3 separate regions of the Homo sapiens genome follow, and all the other regions are linked to region 1. A link is a loop called in an ENCODE intact Hi-C map of the cell type or tissue named here. Cell type or tissue: heart right ventricle. All regions are shown on one strand.

Region 1 (8,000 bases):
AAGAACAGCTGAATACACAGCCTAGCCTGTCAAACGAGTTTAAAAACATCATTCCTGAAAAAAATAAAATTGTTCAGAACCATCTGATCTGTACTAAGGGAACATCAAGATTTCAGAGCTAAAATGCACTTCGTTGGCCACTGGTTCAATTACAGCTCATTACTGATAAGTGGGCAGAGACACAAGGCCCATAAACTGTAGGCGCCAGATGTCTCAAGATAACTCCCACCAAAAGCTGACCTCCTGCAGAGGTTAAAGTGCAAGAGAAAAGAAAGAAACCCGAATTTTTGAGCAGAGAGGGCAATATCCTAGACATCCTTCAAGTATGTGGCTGTCCTGGGCGATCTTCTATTCAGATACTGGACTGGATGGGCAAAATCCGAATTCACCTACAGACCTTAACACGGTGGTTCTCGGCACCCCAGAATCACCTGGGCAGCTTTAAAAACTACCGATGCCAGGGCCCCACTATTAGAGATTCTGATTTCATTGGTCCGGGATGGGGGCCCGGGGATCAGAATTCTTAAAGAGTCGTCCAGTGATTCGGAAGCACTGCAGAGCTGAGAGCCTCTGGGACTGGTCCCCTCTCACAATTAACCTGCAATGATTTAGGAATCTCATGGGCCTCCGGCCCCACCTTTTGTCGCGGGATTAAGATAATTATGAGAGCAACGTGACGTCCAAGACCTCGGCTCTCTGCGCATCAGAAGAAGCCAGGGCCCGGGGCGTCTAAGCTCCTCCCTCACTCCCCAAAGGAAACCCAGCCGTCCCCGAAGTCACCTCGTGGGCGCGCAGCTTGCGGATCCTGGGCGTTGGCCGCGCAGGGGCCTAGTTTTCCTTGGAGAGACAGAGGGGGAGTGGGGGACGCGAGGGAGGCGGCTGTTGCCGGGGCGACTGGAAGCGCGCTTCCGGTGCGGAACACGTGGCGTGGCGCGGCGCGCCGGAAGTCCCCCCCTGTGTCGCGGACGTCACGTTCGCACCGCAGGCGGTGCAGTGCTGGAGGCCGGAAGCTGCCTGCTAATCGGCTACCCCGAGTGGAGCGCCGGGGCGGCAGGCGTGGGATGGCTGCGGGTGGCGGGGCCGGCGGAGAGGGAGCTGCACCGGGCGGGGCACTGGGACTGTGGCGGGCACCCGCGCCGGGGGTCGGACGGTGCTTCTGCACCGGCGAGATAAGGGTCGCTTCTGCACCGCCCGGGTTTCCAGCCTTTAACTTTTTGTCCTTTCCTCAGCTTTCTTCGTTTTCCTTCCCTTGTCTTTACTTAGCCTTTTCTTTCTTCCTTTCTGTTTTCTTTCTTAACTAAAACAGTTTTAGTTTCTTAATTTGTCCCAGCGTAAAACACCCAGTCTTTGAAAATAGATTAACCCAGATCTCAGTTTGAGTGCGAGTCCAGTGCTAAGTTTGTAACTTCCCCAAGCCTCGTGTGTCTCATCTATAAGATATGCATAACCTAATGCAGAGTGCCTGATGCATTGCAGCAGACAAAACATTAGTACTAATATGTTTGTAATTATAACCATCACAGCAATACCTGCCCTGTTAACATTACAAGAGTCATTAACAAGAACCAAGCATAAACAATTAGAAGTCTTACGTGACATATCATTTCTGGGGCAATTACCATATTTAATACTTTCTGGGAATTTATTCCAAGGAAAAACAGGTACGAACCAGATAGATGTTTATTACAGAATTATTTTAAAAAGTGAAAATTGGAAAAGACCTAAATGCCCAACAAGGAAATGGCTAAGTCAATTGGGTGGTATTAATGACGTGACATTACTGTATTATTCCTGGACTACAGAAGAATTAAAATGGTATAGAAGAATATTAACTTTAACAAATATTTACTGGATGCCGGCTATGTGCCAAGTATTCTATGTTAGCGCTGTCCATTGTAACCACTACATGTGGCCCTGAGAACCTGAATTGTAGTAGTCTGAACTGAGATACACTGTAAGGGTAAATTACACTCTAGATTTTGAAGAAGAATGAGAAAAAGAATGTAAAATACCTCAATTTCTTTATAGTGATAACATCTTAGAGAAGGACTATTGAGGTTAAAGACTAAAATTTGATCTTTATCTTTTTACTTTATTAGTGTGGCTACTAGAACATTTAAAATTATATATGTGGCATGCATTGCATTTCTATTGTACCGTGGTATTCTATTTACCGGATACACAGTAGTAAACAATACAGTTTTGGGGCTCATAAAATTAAATCTTTTGTGTAGAACATAGACAATAAGCAGATAAATAGAATTGTATGTTGTGGTGAGTTATATGAAGACAGTATAGCAGGGTAAGGGCCAGAAAGTATGTGTATATAGAGGGGGATTATTTTAGAAAAGATTATTCCTCCACCTCAGAAAATGGATGTGGGAGGAAATGAGATATCTATGGATAGAAGCAGGAGATGGTAGGAGGGTGAAGTCTTATGGGAAAAGTCAGGTGTGGATTGAGACAGATAAGTCAGATGGGGCCTGGTGCAATCTCTACCTCAAGGAAGAAGCCAGCATCTAGAGAGGCAGGAAAGAAAGATGGAGAGGGGTAAGATAGGGAGAAAGAGCTTAGGGGGTTCCTGGGAAAGGCAGAAGGATGCAGGCCTAGAGTGGATATAGTTCAGGTAGAGTGATTCCTGGTTCTATGAATGAAAAAATACAATATATATGGTATACTATGGCATTAGATAGAATATTAGTTGGCTGCTGTCACAGAGACCCAGAAGAGGAGTGGCTCAAACTGTTGAGAAGTGTATTTCTATCTCATGGCAGTCTGGGTGTAAGGAGTCCAGAGTATGGCAGCTCCACCTGTCTCATAGCTCCACCCTCCCTGGTTTCTTGCCTTGGCCCACATGGTCCAAGATGGTGCACCACTGCACCTTTCAGCCAGTGGGAAAGAGAAAGCCAAGGGCATGCCCTTTCCCTCTAAGGATTTCTCCACCTTGGCACTATTCACATTTGGGGTTGGATAATTCTGTGTTTTGGGGGTTGTCCTGTGCATTGTAGGAGTTTTAGTAGCATCTCTGGTCTCTACTCACAAGATGCCAGTACTGTCTCCCAGTTGTGACAGCCAAAAATGTCCTCAGACATTGCCAAATGTCTCCTGGGCTGGGGGAGGAGGGGGCAAAGTCACCCCCAGTTGAGAACCACTGCTTTAAGAGTACTACCCAGAGGCGGCCCACAGCACTTCTGATCACTTCCTACTAATGGCCTGAACTTCATTACTTAGCCCTCCTAAGGGTGCAGGAGCTTGGAATTGTCTTTTTCAGATGGCCAAGTGCCCAGCTAAAAGTTGACTAAAGAAGAAAAGAAACTAGCTGATTCTCCCATACCCTTGTTGCTGCAGGGAATGGAAATTCTGTAGCTGATTGAGGATGTAGTCCTGTTCTTTTCATCTTTAAGTCTGAGTTTTAGTCATTACTCACTTTAACTCACTTGCATAAAAATACTGGTGGTGGGGAACACTAAGCACCTAAGGAGCGACAATCCTATTTGAAAAGAATGGGGATTGTTACTCCAGGGGGTTAACCAGGGAGAGAAACTGAATTTTGAAATGGAGGCTAGAGGAGGTTGGATTTTCACTTGTCATTTGGCGCCACCTGGTGGAAATTTACAAATGGCAATTCCTCAGTATTTAATTTTTCTCAGGCATATGCTTCAAATTTTAAATGGATTATAGCAAAACTTTAAAGAATCCTGTCAGATGAGGAACTCTAAAGCATGACCTCTCACTTTCTGCACTATTGGCATTTGGGGCTGCATAATTCATTGTGGGGACTATTCTGTGCATTGTAGGATATTTAGAAGCATTCTTGGCCTCTGCCCACTGGATGTCCCTCCCTGCCCCCATTTGTGACAATCAAAAATGTTTCCAGCCATTGCCAAATGTCCCTAGGGTGAGGGTGTGGGGAATGGCTCCTGGTTGAGAACCACTCCTTGAAACAAGGCATCTAAAATCCCAGTGCCTGTTAAGGCATAGTAGTCCCCTATCAGTGTATCCTGGTGTGTCTGGAAAGGATGGGGAGGCAGTGCTGGGAGAAAACGGCACCAGATGCAGCAGGACGTGTCCTCTGGTTTACACTTTGGAGAATTTCGCTCCTGTTTATCTCAACCATAGGAGATGAGATTGAGGGAGAGAAGCCAAAAGGCGTGGCTACAGGATGTAGTTTCTTTAAAGGCCCTATGGTAAGGAAATATATAGAGGTTATTACCTAACACAGGAAGTAGCACCGACGAATCTCAAACTCTGTTACTGGGGCCCCAAAGTTCAGGTGCCAGGTGTGGAAATCCTGCCAGCTGTGGGAAGCCATAGCTAATCTCATGGGGCTTTTTGGATCCTCCCCTGTCCCCCAGCTGGGACCCATCTGCCACCTAAGTGTTGTGAAGAAACAGCTTGGGAACCAGTCCCCTTACCTGGATCAAGTAAATGGTGCTAAACCACCTGCAAACAGTAGTCCTGAATTCTTACTTTGAAGTTGGGTAAAGGAAAGAGCAGTTTCCCAGGAGCACCCCCTAGCAGGCCCTCGCTTCAGGTCCGGCTCAGGTCCTCTGCTATAATTTCTCTTTGATTTCACCTTCTCAAGCCCCTGCCTCACCAGCCCCAGACCCTTCGTTTCAGCAGATGACCACTTCCTATTGACACAATTGAGATGACCAGGCATGGATTTCATCACCTTGAAATATATTGCCATCTGCACTCACCATGCCTCTTGGTTTAAAGAGGCATGATGAATGCCTTTGCTTGTGCTTAGGCCAACCCAGTCAAGGGTTGTTCTCTGGATCCAATTCCATGTCCTCACAGGCACCTCACACCCTCAATTGTACACCTCTCGTATCATTGCCTCTCTCTTTCCTGGCTTCTTCCCCATCAGCATCAAACTTACTCAGGTTCTCTGATCTTTAAAATCATTTGGGCTGATTTTTCACTCTCCTCTCCTCACCTTTCTATTTTTCCACCTCTCTTTTTGGTTATACTTCTGTAAAAAGTGAGATACCTTTATTTCCTCACCTACTTTCCACTCATCCCACAGCTGTTTCTCTTCAGGCATGTCCATTCCGGTACAACTGTCTCACTGGCATCATGGCTGACTTTCCATCTACTATATTTTGGCCTCTCTGCAGTATTTAATACTATTGTCCATGCCCTTTTTCTTTAAAATTACAAGATTTTCTCTCCCCAGACTGCAAAGGTAACATGTGCTTAATGCAAAAAAGAAAAATACAATAATAAAAACACAAATCTTGGACAACTGAGGCACTTAAGTACAAAGGAAAACAACAAGAATGGCTTGCAATGCCATTACTTTAAAATAACCACTCTTTAGGATATAACAATTATATATATATATGCACTCAATACTGGAGCATTCAGATATATAAAGCAAATATTATTGGAGCTAAAGAAAGAGATAGGCTCCATTACAATAATAGCTGGAGATTTCAACACCCCACTTTTCAGCATTTGACAGATCTTCCAGACAGAAAATCAACAAGGAAATATCAAACTTAATCTGCACTATAGACCAAATATTTAATAGATATTTAGAGAATATTTTATCCAATAGCTGCAGAAGACACATTTTTTTCCCTCAACACATGGATTATTCTCAAGGATAGACCATATGTTAGGTCATAAAACAAGTCTTAAAGCATTCAAAAAAATTACAATGATATAAAGCATCTTCTCTGACCATAATGGAATAAAACTAGAAATCGATGAAGAATTTTGGAAACTATTCAAATACATGGAAATTAAACAATATGCTCCTGAATGACCAGTGAGTCAATGAAGAAATTAAGAAGGAAATTGAAAAATGTCTTGAAACAAATGAAAATAGAGGAAGAGGCAGTACTTCCAAACTCATTCTATAAGGCCAATATTACCCTGATACCAAAACCAGACAAAGACACATCTAACAACAACACAAAAAGAATACAAAAGCTACAGGCCAATATCCCTGATGAATATTGATGCAAAAATCCTCAACAAAATATTAGCAAACTGAATTCATCAAACACTAGAAAGATCATTCATCATGCTCAAGTGGGATTTATCCCTGGGATGCAACATAGGCAAATCAATCAATGTGATACATCATATCAACAGAATGAAGGACAAAAACCGTATGATTATTTAGATTGATGCTGAAGAAACATTTGATAAAATTCACCATCCTTTCATCCCAAAAAACCTCAAAAGACTCTACCAAAACATTAGAACTGATAAATTCAGTAAAGTAGCAGGATACAAAATCAATATACGAAAATCAGTAGCATTTCTTATGCTAACGGTGAACAAACTGAAAAAGAAATAAAGTGGTCTAATTTACAATAGCCACAAATAAAATTAAATATATAGGAATTAACCAAAAAAGTGAAATGTCTCTTTAATGAAAACTATAAAACACTGATGAAAGAAATTGAAGAGGACACCAAAAAATGGAAACCCATGTTCATGAATTGGAAGAATCAATATCATTAAGATGTTCATACTACCCAAAATGATCTACAGATTCAATGCAATCCCTTTCAAAATACCAATGACATTCTTCACAGAAATAGAGAAAACAAATCATAAAATCTATATGGAACCACGAAACACCCAGAATATCCAAAGCTATCATAAGAAGAAGAAAAAAAAAACTAGAGGAATCACATTACCTGACTTCAAATTATACTACAGAGCTATAGTAACCAAAACAGCTTGGTATTGGCATAAAAACAGACACATAGACCAATGAACAGAGAACCCAGAAAAAAATCTGCATACCTACAGTGAACTCATTTTCGACAAAGGGGGGAAGAACATACACTGGGGAAAAGATAATCTTTTCAATAAATGGTGCTGGGGAAACTGGATGTCCATATGCATAAGAATGAAACTAGACTCCTGTCTCTCTCACCATATACAAAAATCAAATAAAAATGAATTAAATAATTAAGTCTAAGACCTCACACTATGAAGCTACTACAAGAAAACATTTGGGAAACTCTCCAGGACCACATTCTGGGCAAATATTTCTTGAGTAATACCCCACAAACACAAGCAACCAAAGCAAAAATGGACAAGTGGGATCATATCAAATTAAAAAGCTTCTGCACAGCAAAGGAAACAATCAACAACGTGAAGAAACAGTCCACAGAATGGGAGGAAATATTTGCAAACAAATATTTTCCCCTCTGACAAGGGATTAATCAGCAGAATATATAAGGAGCTCAAACAACTCTACAGAAAAAAAACTCTAATAATCTGATTTTTTAAATGGGCAAAACATTTGAATAGACATTTCTCAAAAGAAAACATACAAATGGCAAACAGGCATATGAAAAGGTGCTCAACATCATTGATCATGAGAGAAATGCAAATCAAAACTATAATGAGATATCATCTCACCCCAGTTAAAATGGCTGATATCCAAAAGACAGGCGGTAACAAATGCTGGCAAGGATGTGGAGAAAAGGGAACCCTCATACACTGTTGTTGGGAATGTAAATTAGTATAACCACTATGGAGAACAGTTTGGAGGTTCTTCAAAAACTAAAAATAGAGCTACCATATGATCTAGCAATCCCACTGCTGGGCATATATCCAAAAGAAAGGATATCAACATATCGAAGAGATATCTGCACTCCCATGTTTGTTGCAGCTCTGTTCACAATAGGCAAGATTTGGAAGCAACCTAAGTGTCCATCAACAGATGAATGGATAAAGAAAATGTGGTACATATACACAACCGAGTACTCTTCGGCCATAAAAAAAAAATGAGATTGCAACAACATAGATAGAACTGGAAGTCATTATGTTAAGTGAAATAAGCCAGGAAAAGAAAGACAAACATTGCATATTCTTACTTATTTGTGGGATCTAAACATCAAAATAATTGAACCCATGGAGATAGAAAGTAGAAGGATGATTACAAGAGGCTAGGAAGCATAGTGGGGGGTGATGGGGAGATGGGGGTGGTTAATGGGCACAAAAAATAAAGTGAATGAATAAGG
Region 2 (8,000 bases), 530 kb before region 1:
AGTTCTACCTGCTGTTGTAGCCTGATGCTAAAATGTTTTTCTTGAAAGTCTAGAAAAGCAGTGTTTTTCTCCAGCATAACTTGATTCATTTGCTCAAAGTACTAGTTATCTAGTTTCTTGTTTCCTCTATAACATAAGGTTCACTCATGACCCTGGACATGCTCTTCCTGTGTCTGATTAATTCAAGTACCCTTTTCATCAGGTTTGACTTTCAGGTTATTTAAACGTGCTTCCCCTAAGGAGTAGCAATCACACTGCAGAAGGGCTTTCTTTGCCTTTTAGTAACTGGCCTAAGAAACAGATTTTACGTTTTATCACAAGAATTTCTGTGTCATCATTATTATTAGGTATTTGATTGCTTAGAAAAACTGAGATTTAAAAGAATTAAGGTTTTTCCATCCATGTAACTTTCTGCATTGTTTTTGAAGTCCTTGTGCTGTTAAATTATAGGGCTTTGACTCCTGGGTCTGAAAAGGGCGCTGACACCCGCTAAATTTTGTTTGTTTGTTTTTAATTTTTTTAATTTTAAAAAATGTTTATGGGTTCAAGGCAAGTATATATATTTATGGTATACATGAGATACTTTGATACAGGCATGCAATAAGCAATAATCACATCATGGAAAATGGAGAATCCATCCCCTGAAGCATTTATTCTTTGTGTCACAAACAATCCAGTTATACTCTTTGAGTTATTTTAAAATGCACATTTAAAGTATTAATGACCATAGTCACGCTGTTGTGCTATCTAATACTAGGTCTTATTCATTCTTTCTATCTATATTTTTTTTGTACCCATTAACAATTCCCACTCCCCTCACCATCCCGCCAACTACCCTTCTGCCTCTGGTAGCCATTCTACTATCTCCTTGAGTTCAATTGTTCTGATTTTTAGATCCCACAAATAAGTGAAAACATGCGACGTTTGTCTTTCTGTCTGACTTATTTCACTTAACACAATGATATTCAGTTCCATCCATGTTGTTGCAAATGACAGGATCTCATTGTTTTTTATGGCTGACTAGTACTCCACTGTGTATATGTACCACATTTTCTTTATCCAGTCATCTATTGATGGACATTTAGTGTGCTTCCAAATCTTGGCTATTGTGAACAGTGCTGCAACAAACATGGGAGTGCAAATATCTCTTCAACATACTGATTTCCTTTCTTTTGGGTATATCTCTAGCAGTGGGGTTACCAGGTCATATGGTAGTTCTAATTTTAGTTTTTTGAGGACCATCCAAACTGTTCTCCATAGTGACTGTACTAATTTACATTTCCACCAACAGCATACAAGGGTTCCCTTTTCTCCACATCCTCGCTAGCATTTGGTATTACCTATATTTTGGATAAAAGCCATTTTAACTGGGGTAAGATATCAATGTAGTTTTGATTTGCATTTCTCTGATGATCAGTGATGTTGAGCACCTTTCCATATGTCTGTTTGCCATTTGTATGTCTTCTTTTGTGAAATGTCTATTCAAATGTTTTGCCCATTTTTATGGGATCATTAGATTTTTTTTTTCTATAGAGTTGTTTGAGCTCCTTATATATTCTGGTTATTAATCCCTTGTCAGATGGGTAGTTTGCAAATATTTTCTCCCATTTTGTGAGTTGTCTCTTCACTTTGTTGATTGTTTCATTTGCTATGCAGAAGCTTTTTAACTTGATGTGATCCCATTTGCCCAATTTTGCTTTGATTGCCTGTGCTTGTGGGGTATTACTCAAGAAATATTTGCCCATTCCAATGAACTGAAGAGCTTCCCCAATGCTTCCATTTAGTAGCTTCATAGTTTGACATCTTAGATTTAATTATTTAATCCATTTTGATTTGATTTTTGTATATAGCGAGAGATAGGGGTCTAGTTTCATTCTTTTGCGTATGGATATCCAGTTTTCCCAGCACCACTTATTGAGGACACTGGCCTTTCCCCAGTGTATGTTCTCAGCAGGTGTTACCTTTTCAAGTCAGACTGCCTGGGTTCTTCATTTTGGCTCAATGATCTATTTGCTTCATGACTTTGGGCGAGTTATTCAAGACCCCTGGCCTTCAGTTTCTTTATCTGTAGAATGGGTACCACAACAGCAACTATCTCATAGGTTTGTTGGTAGAATTCCACGAGATGGTACATGTACTTTGCACCTAGGACTAAGCACTTGAACTAATACCTGGTATATAGTAGGCCCCCAATCTGTGTTAGTTACACTGCCTCTGGTATAAGGGCAAAATAGCTGTGCAATAAATGTTAGCTGTTGTGATTACTTAAGCCTCATCAAGACACTCTGGGGACATTTTGAAAGGAAGGGTGGCCAGGCGTGGTGGCTCACACCTGTAATCCCAGCACTTTGGGAGGCCGAGGTGGGTGGATCACTTGAGGTCAGGAGTTCAAGACCAGCCTGGCTAATATAGTGAAACCCCGTCTCTACTAAAAATACAAAAATTAGCTGGGCATGGTGGCACGTGCCTGTAATCCCAGTTAATGAGGAGGCTGAGGCAGGAGAATCACTTGAACTCAGGAGGCAGAGGTTGCAGTGAGCTGAGATCACACCACAGCACTCCAGCCTGGGCGACAGAGCAGACTCTATCTCTAAAAAAAAAAAAGAAAGAAAGAAAAGAAAAGGAGGGTGGCTTCTCCTCAGACCCCTGCTTTCTCCCTTGTCATTCAATGATTGGGGAAGATATGAAGGTCCAAAGAGTCATAAGCATTGGAGAGACACCAGAAATGTGTTATCCACTCAGTCCCTTCCTCTAGGAAGCTAATTCTAGAGGAACCCAGGTGGCCTTCCCTCCTGAGCACCCATCCAGCTCTTCTCCAAGCACCAAACCTTTACCAAGGAGGAGGAACATGAGAAGGTGTGGTCTGTATGGTGGCCCCTAATGACTAACTTGCTCTCCTTCTCTTTAATTCAAGTCACTTTCCTCTCAGTCCCTCCTGAGTGGGGGTGATACATGGCACAGGAGCCATTTGTAGGCTCCAAAGTCATTGAGTTGTCACCTGCACACTCTACCTTCTGAAGCTGAGCACTGGGCTCATTCTCCTAGCACCCTTCACCTAGTAAAACTGCATGTGCAACATTATGACGGTAAGATAAATCGGACATAGCTGACTGCATCTTACTTCTGACCTCCACACTGTCCTTGGTCATTCCTGAGCATGGACCAAGCTAACTTTGAGAGGAATTTAGTTTATAGTTTAACTTGAAAGCAAGGATGATAATAGGCCCTACATAAAACTAATGCCCTCCTTGCTCAGGACCGAAAACAACCCAGGTAAGACTAATGATAGGCAACAAGAACAGGATTTTGAGGGGGGCCTGAACTCTGCTAAAACGTAGATGTAGTTTCCATAATCCCTTCCTGCTCAGGAGTCGTGTGGCCAGAGGTCACAAGATTTGTGACTTCCCCAATTGCTCGTATAGACAACATCGTTATTGTAGAATTTAGGATTGGTTTTTTGAGACATCTTTCAGACTGACCCCATACGGACTCATGACTCATGACTCAACTGCCCCTGTGGTCCCATCCAGAGGCCAATTCAGTGTATCAGGACAGTTTTCCACATCTCTATAATTTCATCCCCAGCCAATTAGCAACACCCATTCTCTAGCCCCCTGCCCACCAAATTGTCTGTTAGAACCCTAATCTCTGAGCCTTTGGGGAGATGGATTTGAGTGATAACTCCAGTTCTCCCATGTGACCAGTTTCATGTCAAACTCCTTCTCTACTACAATGCAGCAGTCTCAGTGAAATGATTTGTCTGTGCAGTAGGCAGGAAGAAACTACTAGGCAGTTACACTAGGACCCACTTCCAGAGCGTATGACCTGTGCAGTTTCACAAGGCCCTGCACTCAGATGGGCCCTGCACTTGGCTTGATGGTCTAGGTCATCTAGACCATCTAGAAATTCTTAATTTGTGAACCAGGAGCCCCACATTTTCATTTTACACCGAGCCCCGCAAATTATGGGGCTAGCCGTTTCTTCTTCTGTAGAAACTTGATTCTAACCCCAGAACCCTGCCTGGGACTTGCTATTAAGGACTCTGTAGAAGCACGAGAACATATTTTAAAAATAAATAACAACAGCAAAAACAACAAAGGTAATTTTTAAGAAGGGAAAGATTGCTTTCCAAAATAAAGATGTCTGACATCGGCCAGCAGATGTCGCTCTTGCTGCGTGGCAGAAGAGGGGATTTTTTTAACAGGCCCCACTTATTTCAGGATTTTTGAGCCTTTAAGGAGGCTTGCTTCAAAGGAGCTATATCTAAGAACTTCCATTAGGACACTTTGATTTCTTTTGATGAAGATGTCATCACAAAAGGAAAGCCACCATCAACCAAATCTAAGTGGAAGAGCTGCAAATAAGAATTATATATTATTATTATTGTTATATATATATTATTATAATTATTATTCTTATAAAAAAGGTTTTTTGTTTTTTGTTTTTTTGAGACAAAGTCTCACTCTGTTTCCCAGGCCTGGAGTGCAGTGGTGCGATCTCAACTCATTGCAACCTCCGCCTCCTAGGTTCAAGAGATTCTCATGCCTCAGCCTCCCAAGTAGCTGGGATCTCAGGTGTGTACCACCACACCCGGCTAATTTTTGTATTTTTAGTAGAAATGGGGATTCACCATGTTGGCCAGGCTGGTCTCGAACTTCTATCCTCAAGTGATCCGCCCGCCTCGGCCTCCCAAAGTGCTGGGATTACAGGCATGAGCCACCGCACCAAGCCTATAACAAAGTATTAATTCAGCTATTTAAAAAATAAATAATGCAGCTAAGTGCAACTTCTTCAGATAGGTTGACATATCATTTTTAAACTGTATTGTTCTCTAGAACTGGTGGTTAAAACAGTGAAGAGTACCTGTAGTCCCAGCTACTCGGGAGGCTGAGGCAGGAGAATGGCCTGAACCCGGGAGGCGGAGCTTGCAGTGAGCCGAGATCGCGCCACTGGACTCCAGCCTGGGCGACAGAGCGAGACCCCGTCTCAAAAAAAAAAACAGTGAAGAGTAATAATATTTTCTCAATGTGTTCCCTGCTGTCTTGAAGGGTTGAATTTGTTGCTGACTAAAATGTCAAAGGTTAAAGTCGAGGAGAAATTCAATGCCTTTCATTCCAGGATTCATAGTGAAATGGCAGAAAGAATCTAACGTTTCCCTTGGATGTGGTTCCTAATTTGCTGGAAGGTCCCAGCTGAACATATACTCCCTGTTCAAGCTACATCATCCCTGTGTAAATAGATATTGATGAAGTAAAATGAATTGTTGCTAGAAAGACTATTGGTTGCTAAGACCAAGCTCCATTCTTAGGTAATGGGGTCAGTCTTTCCAATATGAAAATGTCACCAGTACTAAAGCAACAGTTCATCATAGAAAGACGGTCAAATAGCTCTCACAGTCTCCCAAATGAGTTATTTTATGTGTTGAGAAATTACAAATTTTCAACTGGAATTTATTATTGTGTTTAACACTGCAAGATCAGCAAAATTATAGTACATAATGCAAATATATCTGAAAACAGTAACGCAAAACCAAAGTGATAAAAGCTCCTGGGTTTCTTTAATGCAAATGGTGTTGGTTAGTCCATCATGATCCAACAATCCCTAAGTCAGCAGCCTGGGAAGCTAGCCTTCCAAGTTTCTGGGCCTGAACCAGTTACCCAAGATGTATGTGTAAAAGGCACATAATTTATTAAATATTATTTTGACAAAGCCAAACAAATTAATTATGCTTACAAGAGGATGCACAATATACAACTGTATTACATCAATAAAAGGTGAAATGCTACTGAAAGTAGAAATAGCCTTACCAAAATGGACCACAGGCATCAATTTGTACAATCATAGAGTGGACCGGGAGAGCTGAGCATCTCCAAAGAACATCCATCGATGACCTTCACTTCTCCTCTATGTCGACCACCATCTTCCGTAGCTCCACTCTGAATCCGCACTAACCCATCATTGCCCCCCATCTCCAGCCTCTTAAATCTCAAGCTGCAGTCTCTTATCCTTGCCTCATCTCCAACACACCTTCTCTTTGTGTTTATGGAAGAGGCTTCTGTTTCTTCCAGTTTAGCAGCCCACTCCTGGCATGATTTCTCTACCCAGCATAGATCATATGGCTGGCATTAAACATTTTCTCATCAACACACCCAACTCCCCTGTACCACTGTCCTACCACCAGAAGCAACCCATGAAACTCCAAACCAGGATCCTCACTCTGCCTTTGCTCTCCAGCACATGCCGGAGGTAATTCCACTACCTGCAGTAGGACAGGTTGGTGCAATCACAAAATCCTGGGCTCCAGCCCCAACTGATCCCTCAGGGAGGATGGAAACCTTTTTATCTATGCTTTGTCAGCTTTCTCATCCATCACCCCCTGACTGTCCAAAACATTTAATACTCTTCTCAATTCCCACACCTACCACTTTTAGCACATGGTTCACTTCCTAAATCTCCAGGAACAGAGTTCAGCAAACCCCAAACTCCATGGACTGAATCTATCCCAATGCCTGTTTCTATAAATAAGGTTTTATTGGAATGCAGCCATGTCCCTTGGTTTACTTATCATCTATGGCTGCTTTTGTGCTACGATGAGAAGGGCGAATCATTGTGATGGAAATTGTGTGCCCCCAAAACCCTAAAATAATTGCTGTCTGGCTCTCCATTTAAAAACTTGACCAACTACTGTTCCAGAACAGTTAGGCCATTAGGTATTGCTTGCTGCCTATTTCCTTCCAATCAATGAACTACTTAGGATCTGAACCTGTCCTTATCCTTTCCTATCAATCCCACAGGATGAGGAGTCTCTCCTCAAGGCCAACCCTCAGTCTCTGGTTTTGACCCTAACCCTTCTTTTCTGAAGCCTTCTCCATCAATCACCCATTCAGTACTCTGTGTCTTCATCCTCCCCCTCACCACTGGCATTTTCTTTAGGTCTATAAATCTCTTCAAGCTTCCCACTCTAACATGCCTTCCTTGATCCTTCCCTGTGCCCAGCTACAGTCTATCTCCATCTGCTCTTCTCAGCTCCTTGAGAGGGGTCATCTACACTAGCCATCTCCCCTTTACTCTGCAAGCAGTCTGGATTCTATCCCAGTGACGCCACCAAAGCTGATCTGAAATTGATGACAAATCACTGCCATACTATGAAACCCAATGAACTCTTTTTTGTCCATTTCTTAGTGTGTTTTCAGCTGTATTGGCCACTTGCTCCTTGACATTCTAGACTCACTTCTCTGCCCCTGACCTGACATTGCTTTTGCCCGCTTTTCCTTCTATCTCTGACTCCCTATATCTATCTTTTATGCTCTCCTATGTCCACTCTTTAAATATTGGTCTTCCCCAGTGTCTCCCGTGGCCCCGTGCTCTGCTCTCTCTATAATTTTTTTGCATATTTTCATGCACTCTTATGACTTTGGCTGTATCCTGTAAATGATGACTTTCCACTCTGCATCTCCAGCCTTAGCACTCTTTCAAATTAATATATCTGACTGCCTGCTTAGAAAGTTCCATGTGAACTTCCTTTGACCAGCTCAAGTTCAGCATATCCAAAACTGCACCCATCAACTTCCCCCTGGAACTGCTGTTCCTAGCCTCAGTTAGTACATCATGACTTACCAATCCCAAAGCTGGGAACTTGAAAGTCCTCCCTGACTTTCTGCTCATTGTCAGGCAACACATCCCACAGAGTTCATTTTCTAGCTGTAAGAAGTGTATCCATACTGACTACTTAATATGTGTTATGTGCACTGGTGGTTTTTATGGGCCTCAACTTACCTTTTGAGAGGACCCTAATGCACTCATAGATTTATGAAACCTCAGATATGACCCAAGTAAAGGGTCAGCTAAAAAATATCCTTCCACTATGGCAGATTGTAGTTCTTTATGGGTAAAATGAGAGGTTGGGACCATGTGATCACTGAATTCATTCCTAACCTGACAAACCAGTGTTCTAAGAGTCTAGTGAAATGAGAGTCAAGACTGAGGAAAGACCACATAAA
Region 3 (8,000 bases), 1.2 Mb before region 1:
ACCTGGTCGTAACAGTACGGCAGTGATGAGGCACCCAGTGGTGTGAGAACGTGGTACTAAGTAGCACCTCTGAAGGGCTTCACAGAGATACTCGAGGCGTTAACAAGCAATCAGGGTACAGGGTGTTCAGAATCAAGGATGAGCACAATAAGAGAATGCTGCAAGCTGAGGCTTGGTGACCCAATGACCTTGTAGAGCTTTGCAGATGCTATCTGGGAAGAAAAAAAGCTGGGAAGGGAGTTTTATTGTGTAGGTAGAGACCTCCATAAGGGAGAAGTAGGAGAGACTTCTACCCCCCAGTCCAGTGAGGAAGCAAGGAAGCTCTAAATGTGCACTAATAGAGGAGTGATGAGAGTGACAAGTGATCAGCCTTTGGAATGTCTGACATCAAAAGCCTGTCCCTCATTTGGCACCCTCATCTGCCTGCAGCCCAGCTGAGGACCTAGGATCTAACACAAAAGCTTAGAAGTAGCCCAGAAAGTTGTCTTAACACTCTTGCAGGGAAACACAGGCCCTGATTCTTAGAAGAGCCTTGTTCATTCTGCTCAAAGCTGCCTTCCAACGGCTGCTGGGGTTCCCAGCACAGAAGAGAAGGAACGGACCATGCAGCTGGAGATCGGCCTCTGCCAGCAGCAGGAAGTGGCTGTGGCCAGGGAGGAGACACAAATATATAAAAGACGGGAGCAGAAAGTTAACTTGCAAAGACCCTAGGTGGGCAGTCACGGGGTGGAGGGCAGCGCTGTGTCACGTAGCCTATTACTGTACGGTGTGTAATGTTCACAAAAATGCCCTTGGCCAAGAATCAAGGTTGAATGACGCTGAGAGTCCTCTGCAAAAGATTGTGAGCAACATTTTGGAGTCATATCTACTAGAAATGCTTGCAGTTGACTTGGAAACTTCTGCAAGTCACATGGAATCTGCATTCAAATGAGGCAAATGCACTGGCCCAGTGGAAGGTTAGAGGCAAAGAATCCAGCCAAAGGGGTACAGGAGCGAGCGTCAGATGTAACTGGGTTATAATAACAGCTTTGTTACAATGTAATTCAAATACGTACAATTGGCCGGGTGTGGTGACTCACACTTGTAACCCCAGCACTTTGGGAGGCCAAGGCAGGTGGATCGCTTGAGGTCAGGAGTTCGAGACCAACCTGGCCAACAGGGTGAAACCCCGTCTCTGCTGAAAATACAAAAATTAGCTGGGCTTGGTGGTGCACGCCTGTAATTCCAGCTATTCAGGAAGCTGAGGCAGGAGAATCACTTGAACCTGGGAGGTGGAGGTTGCAGTGAGCCGAGATCACGCCACTGCACTCCAGCGTGGGTGACAGGGCGAGAGTCCGTCTCAAAAAAGAAAAAGAAAATACCAAAAAACTCCAAATACGTACAGTTTACCCATTTAAAGTGTACAGTTCAGCAGTGTTTTGCATATTCAGAGATTTGTGCAACCATCACTATCTAATTCCAGAGCATTTTTATCACCCCAAAAAGAAACCCTGTACCCATTAGCAGTCACTCCCCATTTACTTCCCCCCACCTTATCCCTGGCAGCCAGGAATCTACTTTCTATCTTTATGGGGTTATCTTTTGGAGACTTTGTATATCAATTGGTAGTATAGAACATGGCCTTTGTGTCTGGCAGATACCTTTGTAAACCAGAAAATGTTATTTTGGCAGCTACTCAGCCCAAAGAATAGTAGATTCCACAAATTTGTATGACCATCTTTCTTTCCTCCCCCAACCTTGTTTTTATATACATAGTCTAAGAATATCATACATGCTCTTAGCAGAAATTCAGACAGTACAAAAGTGTCCCATCCCTGTTCTTTAAATGCCACCGTTATTTCCAGTGTCAGAATTGTGTTATTTAAGCGTATATCTGCCTATTTATTTCACGCAAATGGCAATGCGATGTACACAGTTCTTCACTGTGCTTTTCTGAAAAACTCACTTGCTGTATCTTAACAATGATTCCATAGTCGTGTTGTGCAGCTGTGCAATATTCCCTTGTGTGCATGTACCACAGCTCCTGTGACCAGTCAGGCCCCCTCTTCCCCATTTGTAGGTGCCGTTGTTTGCACTCTTAAATGCAGTTGTGAAGCAATATCGTTGCTTTGACATTTTGTACACGTGTGCTAGTAGGATACGTTCCTAGAAGTGGAATTGCCGAGTCAAAAGGCATGAGCCATTTTAGGTTTGATGGGCAGTGCCAAAATATGGTCTTTTCCAAAAAATATACCAGTTGACATTCCATCATGTATGGATGCCAGTGACTTTCTACACAGCCTTGCTCACACAGTGGGTTATCAGGCAGTTTACTTCCAGATCAGGTAGGTGATCTATGGCATCCTCTTCCTGTGAGCTCTGGTTGCTGTGGGTGAGGGTAGTGCCCTCACCAGGGTATGTTGATTTTCCATGAGATGGGTCTCTATTCAAATCTTTTGCCTATTGTTCTCTTGGCTGGGACGTTTCTTGTGGATTGTCTACAGTTTTGCATAGACGAGATCACAGCTGTTTCTCATGTGTGTTGCAAATATTTCTCCAAGTTTTTTCATTTCTTCTCCTATTTTGTATTTTTATTCTCTGCAGGACTTTAAAAACCTTCTTACGTAGTCAGGTTTATTTTTTCTTCACATTATGGCTTCTGAGTTTATGTAGGAGTCATCCTTCTCTTAAAATTTGTCTTCTCCCATGATTCTGTATATTTTTTTCTTTTTTAATGTCCCAAGTTTACTTCCATCTGAAATTTATTTTGGAATAAAGAATGAAATAAGAATCCAGCCCCCCCACCCCCGACTCTACTGTCTAGTTTTTCCAAAACTATTTATTAAATAATCCACCTCTATTGATTTGAAATGGCATCTTTCATCATATACAGAGTTCCCCATTTCAAATAGATAGCTATTTGCCAACTCCTACTTTTAAAAAAATGCAGAATAAAGTAAACAGAATAAATGGCTGGGGTTGAGATGCTGTTTTGTTTTGTTGAGACCTCCTTTCAAGCAGTCTGCACTCAATCACCCCTGCTCCCTCTGCCAGGAAAATCAAGCTTTTTAGGGAAGTACATTTCAGAATTTTTGTCACCTCCTTTCTCTTTTCCAAGTGTTTCTGCTACACATTATTGTCATCCTCATATTCTAGCCCCCAACTGACAGTCTCCTCAGAACAGCCTTGCGGGTAATACATGACATATGCAGTTGACATTATCTGTGACTTCTTTGCTTGATGCAAAAGGTCATAGTTAGCAAAATAAAATACTGTAAATTTCTGTCTGACCAATTGGAGCTTGTTGCTTTAGAAAAAGCTTTGAAGCTTGACTCGTTCCGGGTAAAACTGAATGTTGCCACAGGAGGTCACTCTTGGGTAGGCTTTGTAGCTTGGTTGGGTTGACCACGGAAAGAAAATTAAACCTAAGAAACCTACCTACCACTGCTGAGATAGCAAGTGTCAACCTAAAAGTGGTATGGGAAGAGGGTAAAACTAGATAACTCAGATTTAACTTTTTTTCTGATTACATAATCTTTGAAGATGCTCTATAGGAAATTTGGAAAGTAGAAAGAAGAAAATCTTAACACTTTATATCTCAACCAGTGATGCCACTATGAATAATTTGGTGTACTATGTATCTGTCTCTCCTGGGGGAGCTGATATGGCACATGCACCCACAGAGAAAAGATTGTAAATATGTGCCCAGAAGAAATCCAAAACTGTATGTATATAATTTTCGTTCTGCCTTTTTCTGCCTAAGATTTCAGTGTGGTATGTTGTGTCAACATCATTTGTTAGGAGTATGTATTAGGTCTCCATGATATACAAGGAAAAGAAGAGTTACCTATAGCTTTTTCAGGAAATCATAGCGTTCTAACAACCCAGGAAGCTGTTTGCAGGGGTATTTTCTCTTATCTTCTTCTTCTGACATTACCATTGGATACCTTTTAGTGGCTAGGGCTCCCCACTCAAGTGAGATGTCTGTGTCCCCCACTGCCAAGAACCACAGAGCTCACCTTCTTTCCCAGTCCCACTTCCATGCCTACCCTGCTGTCTGCTTGTGAGCAGGCTCGTGAGAACAGGCGCCACCTGGCAGAGAGATGAAAACAGGTTCTGCTTTAACTTCTCCGGTATAGAACTTCCACCACAAAGGGCAGTGCTTCCCAGTGCTGGGCTGTGGATTGGTATCCTGTCATGCCCAAATCTGCCTAGTCGTTACCAAATAAGCAGACGGTAATGTATGTGGACATTTTGTGCGAGGTGTTCATGTGTCTTGGGAAAACCTGTCTCATGTTCCCAGAAAGTAGCTTTCCTTACCTGGAGTTTGAGTGGCTTTTATGACATTGGCATGTAGATAATAGAACTGTACGTGTTTTTTTGTTTGTTTGTTTTTTGAGATGGAGTCTCGCTCAGTCGCCCAGGCTGGAGTGCAATGGCGTGATCTTGGCTCACTGCAACCTCCACCTCCCGGGATCAAGCGATTCTCCCGCCTCAGCCTCCCAAGTAGCTGGGGTTACAGGCAGCCACCATCATGCCCGGCTACTTTTTGTATTTTTGTAGAGATGGAGTTTCACCATGTTGGCCAGGCTCATCTTGAACTCCTAACCTCAGGTGATCCACCCACCTCGGCCTCCCAAAGTGCTGGGATTACAGCTGTGAGCCACCGTGCCTGGCTGAACTGTAGGTGTTTTAAGGTGATGATGGAGCAAAATTTTTGTTGGCCTTTAAATTAATTTTTTTAATTAAATCTTTAAGTAAGGAAACTGTTGACAGCTAGACAAGTTTACAAACAAAGGGTATCTGCTAGGGCTACTGTGGTTTTGGTTGCATCCTGAAGAATGAGTGTTTTAAGGGTAGGATGAGTGTTCTAAGGGTAGGAGAAACATGGACCTCAATATAGTAATGATTCCCTTTGCTTCAAGGACGTTGATGTCTTATTCTCTTATCTCACAGTCTCTGTGTTTAACTGGAAAGTTTGGTCCCTTTTCTTTTATGATAATTGACATAGTTGGATTTATGACCACCACCTTACTATGTGGTTTTTTTGTTTTTGAGACAGAGTCTTGCTCTGTTGCCCAGGCTGGAGTGTAGTGGCGCGATCACAGCTCACTGCAGCCCCCGATCTCCCAGGCTCAAGTAATCCTGCCACCTTAGCCTCCCAAGTAGCTGGAACTAAAGGCGCATGCCACCATGCCTGGCTAATTTTTGTATTTTTTGTAGAGATGGGGTTTTACTATGTTGCCCAGGCTGGTCTCCAATTCCTGGGCTCAAGTGATCTGCCTGCCTCGGCCTCCCAAAATGCTGGGATTATAGGTGTGAGCCACCATGCTTAGCTACTATATGCTTTAGTTTTTCCTTCTCCACAAAGTAGACATTATTATTATTTTGGTTTTGTACAATCAACATTTGTTTAGATTTGTCCACATATTGATCAATATCTTTGCTTACCTTTCTCTGCCCCTGCCCCTCACCACATCTCAATGTATCTGTGGTGATTTTCCTTTTGCTTAAGTTGCATTCTTTAAGTGGTTATATGTTAGAAATAAATTCTCAGGTTGTATAGTTTGGCTGAAACTATCTTTATTTTGCTCTCCTTCTGGAAAGGCAGTTTTGCTGAGTATAGACTCCTAGCCTGAGAGTTATTTTCTCATATCACATTGAAGATATGACTCCATAACTTCTGGCTTCCATTGGGGAAGTTGAGGACTTGGCCATCCTTACTAGGTGACTTGTCTTTATTCTTTGTCTCTTTTAAGCTTTCTTGGTCTTCTATAGTTTTGTTAAGATTGTTTGGGAATTCATTTGTTGGGTTTATTGGATCCGAGGATCCTCAGATCCAATAAACCCAACAAATCATCAGGAAACAGTTGTCAGAAGACATCATTGGTCCTGTGTTTCCTACGGAAATAAAAAACAATAAATATTGCACTGAATGTTTGTGGTTTGGTGTCCCTGAATAATAAAGAAGGAACATATTTGCAAAAAGTTGCATAGGGTTTTTTTATGCAGAATTTTGTCAGAAGACAGTGGTGCTGCCATGTTTTTCTTTGAGTGCAAATGTACATTGCTAAGATTTTTTTAAGATGGCATGTGCTTTGAAAAGAGGATATTGCATTTTTAAGAGTTTAAAAATCTTATGAGTGAGAAATATTAAAAAATCTTATTTTCCCCTCTTTACAAGAAATAAAAGATGTTCCTCATAAAAAAAAAAAAAAAAAAAAAGGAAATATTAGCCGAATAGGTTATACAGAGTTACCATATGACCCAGCAATTCCACTCTGAGGTATATTCCCCAAAGACTTGAAGACAGGGACTCAAACAGATACTTATACACCAGTGTTCATAGCGGCAGTATTCAGTATAGCCAAAAGGTGGAACCAACCTGAGTGGCCATGAACAGATGAATGGATGAACGCAATGCGCTGTATCCACCCAATGGAATGTTATTCAGACTTAAAGAGAGATGAAGTACTCATCTATGCAGCCGTGTGGATGGACTATGAACAGTTTATGCTAATTGAAAGAGGCCAGACACAAAAATGCACGTATTTTATGATTCCATTTATACAAAAAGTTCAGAATAGAGACAGAAAATAGATTCATGCTTGGCAGGGCCTGGGGGGAGGGGAGAATAGGGAGTGCCTGCTTAAGGGGTGTGGGGTTTCCTTTTGATATCATGAAATGTTCTGGAACTAGACAGAGATAATAGTTGTGCAATGTTGTGAATGTACTTGATGCCATTGAATTAATACACTTTAAAATGGCTCCAAGGATAAATTCTGTGTTATGTATATTTTACCACAATTGAAAAGAAACACTGGCTGGGCACAGTGGCTCATGTCCGTAATCCCAGCACTTTGGGAAGCTGAGGTGGGCGGATCACCTGAGGTCAGGAGTTCGAGACCAGCCTGGCCAACATGGAGAAACCCTGTCTCTACTAAAAATACAAAATTAGCCAGGAGTGGTGGTGCATGCCTATCACCCCAGCTACTCAGGAGGCCGAGGCAGGAGAATCACTTGAACCCAGGAGGCAGAGGTTGCAGTGAGCCGAGATTGTGCCATTGCACTCCAGCCTGGTCAACAAGAGTGAAACTGTCTCAAAAAAAAAAAAAAAAAAGAAAAGAAAAGAAACACTGGTTGTGTTGTGAAAATCCTCAGAAATAGGGAGGGGAGCCTGGAGCACCTAACTGCCCTTCCCACTGCCTTCTCAGCCCCAGAGAGTGTCCCCTCTGTCCTTCATCAGAGCACGCGAGGAGCTCCATTCCTGGTCGTCATCTGAGGATGACACAATGAGTAGGACTAGGACTTTAAAACTAGTGTGTGGAGGTTATATCCTCCATGTACTGCGTCTTAAGTTGGGCCATGTGTGTATTGGTCCCCAAAGCATTTTTTCAGCTAAATTGCATAATGACTGTTATTTTAAAAACTGGAAAAGGAAAATCTTAATGTTACATTATACCTGTGGCATTGTCTTGAAATAAGTTTCACCATTTAAATCCACTCTTCACAGGAAAATCTGAAATGCCCCAGGCTCACCAGCAAGCGAGGCCTGCCCACTTTCTCTTCCTGTTGGCAGCTCAGCTCCTCCTGAGCTAGTGATTTTTTTTTTTAAAGAGATGGGATCTTGCTATGTTGTCCAGGCTGTATTCGAACTCAGACGCAAGCCATCCTTCTACCTGCGACTCCTGAGTAGCTGGGCCTACAGGCACGATGCCATGCCTGGCACCATTGATGTCTGAGCATTTGCCTTAGATGAGCAGAGGAGCTGGACTCACAGTTTAAAGTCTCCTTAGACCTTGAATGCAATGAAGCCCATCCTGACTAGCCTACATATTAGATGGCTGTATTAACCAGGACTTTTGTCCCCACTATCTGTGCCACAAACTGGGCAAATAGTAGTTCCTAAATAACTTACTTTAAGTTGTACCTGTCATGGTTTTAAAATGCTACCCACAAATACTAACAAACTGAATATCAAATTCTTACCCAGTAGTTCTATCCAGTGGCCAGGGTGCCCT

What was found. Hi-C counts contacts between places; a loop is a spot of excess contacts. Peaks named below come from ENCODE experiments on the same cell type or tissue, not always from the same donor. Only the 100,000 strongest peaks of a DNase experiment are listed, where the experiment ranks them.
Region 2: a loop joins it to region 1, with 14 times the contacts of the local background. A loop is called at or near these places in 92 of 110 quality-filtered maps.
Region 3: it touches region 1 in a loop (5-fold over the local background); 7 of 110 quality-filtered maps call a loop at or near these places.

Annotation. Positions count from the first base shown.
Region 1 is chrX:14,028,997-14,036,996 of GRCh38, forward strand. It overlaps GEMIN8 (gem nuclear organelle associated protein 8), which reads right to left and starts at 896. Exons shown (of 5, transcript NM_001042479.2): 1 at 781-896. RefSeq lists enhancers at 485-985, 986-1,486 and silencers at 863-1,062, 1,097-1,236, 3,903-4,085. In heart right ventricle, a CTCF peak has its summit at 3,610 (motif pointing left); DNase peaks (open chromatin) are centred at 945 and 3,600; H3K4me3 peaks cover 1,709 bases; H3K27ac peaks cover 2,169 bases.
Region 2 is chrX:13,502,617-13,510,616 of GRCh38, forward strand. No RefSeq gene overlaps it. Among named protein-coding and RNA genes, the nearest start is that of EGFL6, 63 kb to the right of the region's middle. In heart right ventricle, a CTCF peak has its summit at 4,162 (motif pointing right); no DNase peak of the experiment used is centred here.
Region 3 is chrX:12,811,286-12,819,285 of GRCh38, forward strand. The region is part of intron 4 of PRPS2 (phosphoribosyl pyrophosphate synthetase 2); the gene reads left to right. Among named protein-coding and RNA genes, the nearest start is that of PRPS2, 24 kb to the left of the region's middle. In heart right ventricle, a CTCF peak has its summit at 3,337 (motif pointing right); a DNase peak (open chromatin) is centred at 3,346.